Regions from separate parts of the Homo sapiens genome. Here region 1 is linked to region 2. Evidence: chromatin loops called from intact Hi-C (ENCODE). Cell type or tissue: endothelial cell of umbilical vein. All regions are shown on one strand. Region 1 overlaps LRRK1-AS1 (LRRK1 antisense RNA 1). Region 2 overlaps CHSY1 (chondroitin sulfate synthase 1).

The links. A loop is a pair of places that touch in the nucleus more often than their neighbours do. Peaks named below come from ENCODE experiments on the same cell type or tissue, not always from the same donor. Only the 100,000 strongest peaks of a DNase experiment are listed, where the experiment ranks them.
Region 1: a loop joins it to region 2, with 2.5 times the contacts of the local background. A loop is called at or near these places in 17 of 110 quality-filtered maps.

What each region holds. Positions count from the first base shown.
Region 1 is chr15:101,119,896-101,124,895 of GRCh38, reverse strand. All of the region lies in intron 1 of LRRK1-AS1 (LRRK1 antisense RNA 1), which reads left to right. Among named protein-coding and RNA genes, the nearest start is that of LRRK1-AS1, 29 kb to the left of the region's middle. In endothelial cell of umbilical vein, a CTCF peak has its summit at 3,117; a DNase peak (open chromatin) is centred at 3,085; H3K27ac peaks cover 74 bases.
Region 2 is chr15:101,180,931-101,185,930 of GRCh38, reverse strand. The region is part of intron 2 of CHSY1 (chondroitin sulfate synthase 1); the gene reads left to right. Among named protein-coding and RNA genes, the nearest start is that of LRRK1-AS1, 32 kb to the right of the region's middle. In endothelial cell of umbilical vein, no CTCF peak of the experiment used is centred here; DNase peaks (open chromatin) are centred at 2,200 and 2,270; H3K27ac peaks cover 1,959 bases.

The DNA of each region.
Region 1 (5,000 bases), 61 kb after region 2:
ATGGTCTCTCACTGCGGTTCCTTTTTTTTTTTTTTTTTTTCCCAGAGACAGAGTTCTGCTCTGTCACCCAGGCTGGTGTGCAGTGGTGCAATCTTGGCTCATTGCAATCCCCCCACTCCCAGGTTCAAGCGATTCTCCTGCCTCAACCTCCTGAGTAGCTTGGACTACAGGCACCTGCCACCACATTCAACTAATTTTTTTGTATTTTTTTGTAGAGATGGGCTCTCGCCATGTTGGCCAGGCTGGTCTCGAACTCCTGACCTCAAGTGATCTGCCCGCCTTGGCCTCCCAAAGTGCTGGGATTACAGGCATGAATCACTGCACCCAGCCTCTGTGGTTTTGATTTGCCTTTCCAATGACTTTTGATGTGATTATTGGCCATTTTTGTATGTCTTCTTTGGAGAAATGTCTATTCAATTCCTTCAGTCATTTTTGAATTGGGTTATTTTGTCTTTTTATTACTGAGTTTTAAGAATTCTTTATACATCCTAGAAGGAAGTCTTCATCAGATACATTATTTCCAAGTATTTTGTCTCATTATTTGTATCGTTCTTTCACTTTCTTGGTGGTTTGCTTTCTTTTGTTGCTGATGGTATCTAATCTAAAGAAACCATTGCCTAATCCAAGGTCAAGGAGATTGACGTCTGTTTGCTTCTGAGATGTTTTTAAGTTTTAGCTCTTACATTTAAGTCTTTGATCCATTTTGAGTAAATTTTTTAATGTCGTGTGAGACAGTAGTCCAAATCCATCCTTTTGTTTCAGCACCATTTTTTGAAAAGATGATTCTTTCCCCATCAACTTATCTTGACACACTTCTTGCAAATCAATTGACCATAGATGTAGCTACTTGAAGTTTTATTTCTGTTTTCCCTCAACTTCTTATTTTCAAAAATTTAAGTGGCAGGCCTTTGTTCTTCCCTCTTGTTACAGTTTGACATTCCTTCCTAAAAATCACTCTAAACTTTGTGACGGGTCCCAACTGTCCTCCTCACGTCCCCAGCACTTAGCTGGGGCAGTTGGCCTGGGGGCCTTGGTTCTCCTCCATGTGCCCCTCCGGCAGGCTGGCTCGGGCTTCTCACAGGGACCGGAGTTCCAGAGGGACAAAAGCGAAGATGGAAGGCCCCTTAAGGCCTTATTTGGAGTCACATGGTGTCTCTTGTGCCACTCTTTATGAGTCACAGCAAGTTGCAAGGCTTGGCCAGATTAGAGGGGTGGGGAACTAGCCTGTGCCTCTTGATGGGAGAAGATGGAAGGAATCTGCAAAGAATCTCTGACATTTTAATTCACTGCAATCTCTGAACATGCCAGAGTGTTTCCTAAGAACAGGAGAATTTTCCTGGATAGTCACACATGGTTGTAAAGTAAGCATCTTCAGAGAAGAGGACATTTAATAGAGGCCTGAATGAAGAGAGGGAATGAGACATGGGGAAGAGTATTAATATCAAGAGGAAGAGCACGTGCAAATGTCCTGGGGCAGAAAAGGACTTGGGGTGTTTGAGAAGCAGCACAGAGACCCAAGCAATGGGAGTGAGGGTGGGGCTGTTGTGAACATCAGATGGGATAAAATATGTAAAAGGGCTGTATTATGGAATAGTGAGGGGAACTATTTCTCTTCATACTGATTCTCTGAAGATATTTTCAGAGGGTGGGAGAGGACAGAAAAGGAGATACCTTCCATAATAACGCCCAGCTAGGTCAGGGGCAGGATGGGCCTTGGTGATACGTGTCCCCCGGAGTGTCTCAGTGCTACCGGCTTTTGCTGCCCAAAGCTGGTGCTACCTCAGGAACCTCCGCCAGCCCTCCCAGGTGGGCTGAGCACCTGCCTCAGAGCCCCTCCTTCCCAGCTGCCCAGCCCCAGCTTGGTGGCCTTGCCATGGGCTGCCGCCGGCTGACTCCCCTGGCCCCCTGGTGTTCAGGGTCCCAGGTTCCAGTGACTTTTAAGTGGCAACAGAGTTCAAAGGTGTCAACATTGTGAGGTGCAGGGCTTCCCCAGGGGCTGCTCTAGGACCTGGGATCTGTTTAGGTCAGAGAGCACTTAGCCAGGGCACTTAGAGAGCCACATCAGCCTACCCAGTGAGCCGCGGGTGGACGGGGGCCTGGCCACTTTTGGTTTTTGAGGTTTTTAGTATATGAAAAAAGAAAGCCAGAGACAGACAAAACAGGATGACAAGCATTGAGATGCACATTTAACTAACTGATAGTGCTTTAATGAAAATACAGGGGGAGAACACTTGTGCTATTCACAAAATATCGAAAACCTTATTTCCAAGTGCACCCCAAGTTACAGGTCCCTGGCGAGCAGCAGCTTCTTCAGTCCCACCTGGAAGGTCTGGATGACTCTGGTCACCCAGGATGTCCTCAACCAGACCACGTCTGGTCCACCAGGGTCCTTGGTGGCTGGGGGCTCCATTCCCACATGGTAAGGGAGGCTGCTCTGCAGGGGGAGGCTCAGGGGTCCAGCGGTCCGGGCAGGGTCTGCCCGCCACTCTCGCTCCCTGACTAGCCCTGTACACCGTGAGCAAGGTCTCTTTCCCCCTCTTTCCTCTTCCTCTGTCGCTAAGCGCCCCACTCCACACCCCTGCTTTTTATTTCTTTTCTCTCTCTGTGTGTCTCTCTTCCCCGGGCCTCTCTCTCTCTGTGTCTGTCTCTCTCTGCTCTCTTTCTGTCTCTGTCTCTTTCCTCTCTCTGTGTCTCTGTGTCTTCTGTCTGTTTCTTTCTTTCTGTTTCTCTGTTTCTCTCCCAGCCCTTTTTCCCTCTCTTTCATCCCCGACACTAAAGCAGAACCGTCATGGGCCCTACACCCCAGCCTCTGGATGGGAAAAGCTGTTTTGGGAAGTCTTGGGCCCTGCACCCCAGCGTCTGGAAGGGAAAAGCTGCTTTGGGAAATCCTGGGCTTGGGAAGGAGCAGCAGGTCGCTGGCAGCCTGGGGACTTCCTTCTCTCCAGGCAACCCTCTCCCAGCTGGAGGGCCCAGCCTTCCCAGCCCGCGCAGTCCCTGCTGCGTCTGGTTTCTGACCTCGCTGTGTCCAGGGCCGTGTTGTCTTGTGTCTCGGCAGGACCCGCACAGCTGGAGTGAGGCAGCCAGGCCGGGCCGTGGGGCGTCTCGGGGCTGCTGGCGCCCTCGTGAGGGGAGGACTCCCTGGAGACGCTTCTCCTTTCTCGGTCTCCTTCTGTCCCCTCCTCTAGCCAGTTGCTGCTTTCCCCAGATACTGGGGAATAAAGATGTTCTTGGACAGCAGGATTTGTCCTCTCACTGGGCTGAGGCCCGGCCCCTTCAGGGCTGCGGCTCCCGGACGTGCGAGGGTGTCATTGTCCCAGCCACCCGAGGAAATGGCATGCCTGTAAGGCGCGCCCAGCCTGGCTCAGCTGCACAAATGTGGCGTTTAAATATTTATTTTTAGTGGCTGCGGGTTTAATAGCAGCCTTCATTTTGGTGGGGGCAACCCTGAAAAGTAAAAATAAATCAGACCTTCGCCTTGTCAGTAAATCCTCCTGGCCCCTGCTGGGTGGACTCTGGGCCCGGTGCCCCAGTGTCCAGGGTGAGCTGGGAGGCCCGTGATTTGGGGGGCCACGCTGGGAGCCAGGCCAGCCTGCAACCACAGCTCGTCACGGAGACGCCCGAAGCCCTCCTTTCCCAGTCTCCCTGCCTGGCCCGCGCCACCTCCCCACCTGGCCCAGCTCACCGGCCTCACGCTGGGCTCATCAGCGGCTGCCAGGCACGGCGGCCGGGACAGAGGACCTGGGTCTGGCATGGGCACCTGCTGACCCCTGCTCAGGTCAGGAGGCCCGGGGTGCTCTGAGTTGCACATGTGACTCCCTCAGCCAGATGGGCTCTGACGCTTTCAAACTCCGTCTGTACCTCCTGCTGGCCTCGGCTCTCAGGCTACACCTGCTGGTCACCCTCTGCTTGCCCCCACCTGAGCTGGCCCTGGAGTGAGGGGTGAGCAAGTCCCCCGTGGTAGTGTTGAGGACGTGGTAGATCTGAGGCCATGCTTTGGCTTGGATTTGAGACTGTTGGGTGCTGGAATTCTTGCCCCACAGCCAAACGGGAGGCTGGCCCTGGAGGGTCTTGGGGGCCACTTCCCCAGGCCCCCAACAAAACTTTCTTCTGTCCTGCCTGATATGGGGCCTGGCATCCCTCTGGAGAAGGGCTTTTCATGGGTCAAGGCTGTGCCTGTCAGAGGAGCCTGGACCGAGTAACCCCAGAGGAGAGGGAACACCCACCACCTATCAGGCTTCTGCCGCAGACACATGAGTGACAGCTGGCCCGGACAGAGGCCCTGACCCCAGTTTTCAGATGTGAAACCTGGCTCAGAGAGGCCAAGTCCCTTTCCTCAGGTCAGAGCTCACAGAGGAGTGTGGGCTCACACCGAGCAGCCCATGCTTTCAATCCTCTTCCGGGCCATCTCCTCATTAAGTCACTTAATGGCTGTAGACACATCAAAGCTGATTGTTTTATCACATGATTCTCAAACTCAAATAATGGAGGACAACTTTCCACCCTCATTTTAGGGGGAAAGATTCTCTTGGTCCCCTAGTGTTGGTTTAAATGATTTTTATTATACTGCTACTTAAGTACATAAACACCTGCAAGCAGGCATAACCCTCTTATGCTTACAGCTGTGATAGAATCATACCACCAAGAGCCATTTGCAAGTTAAATACAAACAGCGTGAAAAGAGGAATGGCATTCAAATGAACAGAATTAGGCCAGGCACCGTGGCTCACACCTGTAATCCCAGCATTTTGGGAGGTCGAGGCGGGCAGATTGCCTGAGGTCAGGAGTTCAAGACCAGGCCTGGCCAACATGGCAAAACCCCATCTCTACTAAAAATACAAAAACTAGCAGGGCATTGTGGCATGTGCCTGTAATCCCAGCTACTTGGGAGGCTGAGGCAGGAGGATCACTTGAACCAGGGAGGCGGAGGTTGCAGTGAGCCAAGATTGTGCCACTGCACTCCAGGCTGGGTGACAGAGTGAGACTCTGTCTCAAAACAAATG
Region 2 (5,000 bases):
TAATATGAGGGAAAGCAGGGAGATGGTTGGAGATGTAGGCGTTAAACGCTTAATGACCAGCATTTCTCCTTGATGTGCCTAGAGCAAAATGATTCAGTTTCATCTCACCCACAGCATGCCTCTTAAATACGCATCCTCAAAGAAAAATGAAAGGTAGGAAGTAGGGAAAACCCAAATCACAGCAGAGAAACTGGAAACTTGGTGAGGTTAAAAAAAAAAAAAAAAAAAAAAGATATTTCGAGGAGAACATTGCAGGGGATTCAAAAGTTCAGTACAAATGGCCGCCTTGCCACAGAGGCAAAGATTCCATCCAGAAGCACTGAGATCTCTTGATGTGGTCACATGGGAGGGCTACCTGGGAAGGCGGGGAAGGGGGATGGAGGGTGCTCCATGGAGGGCGTTCACAGGGAAGGGGGATGGAGGGTGCTCCATGGAGGGCGTTCACAGGGAAGGAGGATGGAGGGTGCTCCATGGAGAGTGTTCACAGGGAAGGAGGATGGAGGGTGCTCCATGGAGGTTGTTCACACTCAGAGCAAGGGCTGGCCTGGAGGTCCCATGGCCCTGGAGCCTGGTGGGGCCCGTCAGGGCTTCCCTAGGTTTTCCTTCCTGCTCCATTCAGAAATCACAGATGATGTATGAATTTCTTTCCTAACCTGGCTTTAATATCTCATTGACATTTTTGCTTTGCATTATATTTCACATTTCCTGTTCTTAAAGAGCTCTAAAGACAGCATATTTGATTTCTGCCTCTCCATCTCCCATTCCACACGCTGAGGGTAACAAGAAAATGTTTCCCTACCTCTACACCAAAGCCATTTATGACAAGGCTTTGTACAGAAATTGGCTGAAGGGCACCACCCGAAGCCCATTTGGGCAGGTCTTGGTTAAGGTGGAGGTACTCGTCCTTACCTGCGACAGAGTGTCTGCTCACCTGTTGCTTAAACCCGCATCACCCTCTTTTAGAAAGGGAGAGCTATTTCCTTGACGTGAGTTTAGATTTTTTTAAAGATCATTACAGGTATGTGTTCCACCCAGTCTGTCAGGTAGGAACTTCTCTGTCTGAATTGTTTATATACCGTAGCAACATTAATAAATAATAAATTAATAAAAGTAACTCCTCTGGGACAGAGCAGGGGCCACCAGCCAGTCTGGGCGTAGACTTGGCTTTATTTTAAGTTCACTTTCTCTCAGGTGCTCCCTCCCCCAAGCATGTGCATGTGCACCACTCACACACACCTTTTTATCTTACAACAGATTTCTTTTTCATTAAAAAAAGAAAATGGCCGGGCTGGGTGGCTCACGTCTGTAATCCCAGGGCTTTGGGAGGCCGAGGCAAGCAGATTGCTTGATCCCAGGAGTTCAAGACCAGCCTGGGCAACCTGGTGAAACCCCATCTCTACAAAAAAATACAAAAATTAGCTGTATGTGGTGGTGTATGCTTATAGTTCCAGCTCCCTGGGAGGTGGAGGTTGCAGTGAGCTGAGATCACACCACTGCACTCCAGCCTGGATGACAGAAGGAGACCCTGTCTCAAAAAAAAAAAAAAATTATATATATATGTAACACATTTATTTCAAACTTGTAGAGTTTAGCCGGAAGGTACTTACAGCAACTTTCACTGTAGTTTAAAACCCTCAGTCTGTTTTACAGCTTCTACCAGCCTGTTTAGTCAATACTTTTCTCCATGTTCACCCCCTTAGCACACACACTCTGTGAAAGTAACAACCGTAGGCAGCTTCTAAAACACTTTGTGAAATGGATTCCTGAAAATGTGTGGGGATGTGTTGTCCTAGTGGGTGTGTGAGAAGTAGTCAGTCATGTAGAGGCCTCCCGTGGGGGCCCGCCCTCCCTGTGTGGGGTATGGACGGCCAGGAATAAAGTGTGCAGTCACATTTGGTCTAGGGAGTAAAAAAAAGGTGACCACTATATCATCTCTCCAGAGTAGTATATATTTTCTCTTTAAATATGCTGCTGATTTTTGCGTTTTAAAACACATCCTGGCCAGAGGAGCCCAGCCTTATCCTTGTATGCCGTTTACCATGTGTAACATATCGTGTCTGTCATCATCAGCTGTTTCCTTCTGTATGGATGTCATTCAACAATTTCTCCATACTTGCTCTGTTTAAAGACCTCACTTGTTATGAACTCGATGTGTCAAGCACTGAGCTGGACTCTGGAGATGGAGGCAGTGGGCACCCACACCCTCCCCCGTTTGCACGTGTTCCCGCAGCTGCTGCAGGGCTGTCCGTGTGGTGCCTCCTTGCATGGTCATTCTGGCCCATGCGTCTTGTTTCCTGGATCCTGTCATCTTCTTTACAGCTTTCTTTCCTTGCTTTAGAGGAACATATCCTTCAGTAGCTTCCTGGGAAGGAATGAGTGCAAGGTAAAATTGAGTCCTGAGTATCTGACATCTTTTGCTGTTCTCACTGGATGGATAGTTTGGGAAGAGAATTCTACACTGAGAATAATTTTCCACTCCTCCCACTTCTGAAGGCATTGTTCTTCAGCTCCCAGTGGTGTTATCTGTGTCCGGTGCCATTTCCATTTCTGATTATTTGTATATGCCCTTTTTCCTCCTCTGTGGAAATTTTTAGATTGCTTTTTCCTGTAGTTTTTATACTGGATACTTTTATACTGTACTTTTTATACTGGATACTTAGAGTTTAACCCAGGCACCTGACTCCCTTAATTCTGGATCCATTTTTTTATATTGTTGTTTTCCCTCCTGTGTGCTTTTTGTTCCTAGAATGAATACTTTTCTCTCCTGTTGTCTGGTTTTTTTTTATCGTTATGATCTTCTAGGGATTTCTTCAGTTTTATCTTCAAACTCTACTCCTTTGTTTTGCTGTCTTGTGTTTGGTTTCAAGGGTTTTTTCCTCTGATTTTCGTGTTTATCACATTCTGTTTTGGTTGCACTGTCTTCCCTTTGACTATATTGTAGATTTTTGTTTTTGTTGTTGTGTTTTTCTTCTGTTCACTGCGTTGTTTCTGTTCCACCAAGGGTTTTGCTTTTGTTTTGTTTTATTTTCATCATTCCCATTCAGAACCCTTTTTCAGCTGCCCTGATGATCCTTGACTGTTGATTCTCATTAAGAGTGAAGCATTGAGAAGCTGACCAGGAGCTGTGTAGCAGAGGCTTTTAAAACTAGTGTCTTTGCTGTAATGATCCAGCTTTTTGGGTGATGTTTTTGTTGGCAGACTCTAGGTATCTATGGTACTGTTCAATTGATCCAAAAGACTCTTCCGGTTTCCTGCTTGGGGTGGGGAGTGGAATAAGTTTTCTGGGACACAAGTGGGATATGAGGGCAGGGTCCTGCTCAAGTCCCCCAATTTCCATTTCCCCATTATCAGACTTGCACCTCACCACCTTGTGCTTGGGTGTAATTTCTGGAAAAACTAAACTTCAGAGTTATGTATTTATCAAGGAAGTAAACCCAGAGGACTAAGATGCAGCATTCATTCATAACTGTATAAAACAACTGTGATACATACTCTACTCCTGTAGTGACTTCATAGCTGCCTCCTGTTGCCACTGTGGTGAGCTCAGCTGGTGCAAATGTAGGCTTGAAATGCTGGGTGACACTAATCATCCCCACCTGAACAGTTCATCACTCCAGAAAATTGCATATTGCAGTCAAAAGCGATCTCTTGCAGTTCTTATATTTTTCGTCAGATTTAGTGCAATACTGTGAACCTCGAATAACACCGTGGGACCCATATGAAGTACCACTAACCATGCTGAATGGTTCCCAAGAAACAGAAAAGTCATAATATTACAAGAAAAAGATGAATTGCTTGCTAGGTACTGTAGATTGAGGTCTGCAGCTGCAATGGCCCATCCATTTCAGATACAGACGGTTGATTTTGTAAACAGACAATGTAAACTCACAGTATTAATACATACAGTGCTGTAAGTGTATTTACTCTTCCTTCCATGCCATTTTCTTAATAACATTTTCTTTTCTCTAGCTTCCTTTATTGTAAGAATGCAGTATATAATTCACACAACATGCAAAAGATGTGTTATTGATTGTTATTGATAAGACTTCCAGTCAACAGTAGGCTATTAGTAGTTAAGTTTTTTAGGAGTCAAAACTCATACATGGGTTTTTGACTGCATGAGGAGTCGGCACTCCTAACCCCCACGTCGTTCAAGGATCCACTGTATTTGGGAAGAGAGGAGAAAATCATGTCAGTTCCACCACTCCTGTTCAGCCATAAGTCTCCAATGTGTGTTCTAAGAATACCTCTGTGCTACTGTCTTGAAGCACTGTTGAGGGAGGAACAGAATTCTGCAAGCAGACCCATGGGGAACCTGTGGCATGACCCAGTGGGGCTGGAGAGAGAAGGGTCGGAGATACATGGGGAGATGGAATTGGCAGCACGAGCTTCCTGCAGGGCAAAGAAGGAACAGCACATGCTTCAGACTGTTCTCACCTCACTGTAGAAGACAGCTTGTAAGGCCAAATTAATGTGTGTTTACACTCTTGGAAATGGAGAGACCTTCCACAAACGATATTATGGTTCTTCGTGTTCATTGTTAAGAATTTGGAAATTATGAGCAGATGAAATGGAAACAATTTATACTTGAAACAAATACATGTAGAATCTCTGCCGGAATTGTCATCTAGCTTTTTATCTCACAGCAGACAGTCATGACTCTGCTAGCTCTCAGTTAGGCACATTGTGGGCTTGTGGGTCTCTGCCGTGGAAGAGCCTTCCTTACCATGAGATCCTCAGGTGCAGTCAGCGGTGGGGTCTGGTGGCCTGCGCAGTTACTTAAGTCACGTTACAAAGGCTGGCCTTGGTGGAACAGGAAGCATGGCTTCCCAGACCCTGGGAGCGTCTTCTGAGGCACCGTAGCAGGTCCTTGTAACTGCTGTGCCTCCGAGTGCCCCAACAGGATTGTAAAATGACTATATTTGCTTCAAGGTTTTATGGCCTGCAAATAACCTTTCTCAACCTTTCTTCTCTTTGAGTCCCCACATGACATTTGCCAC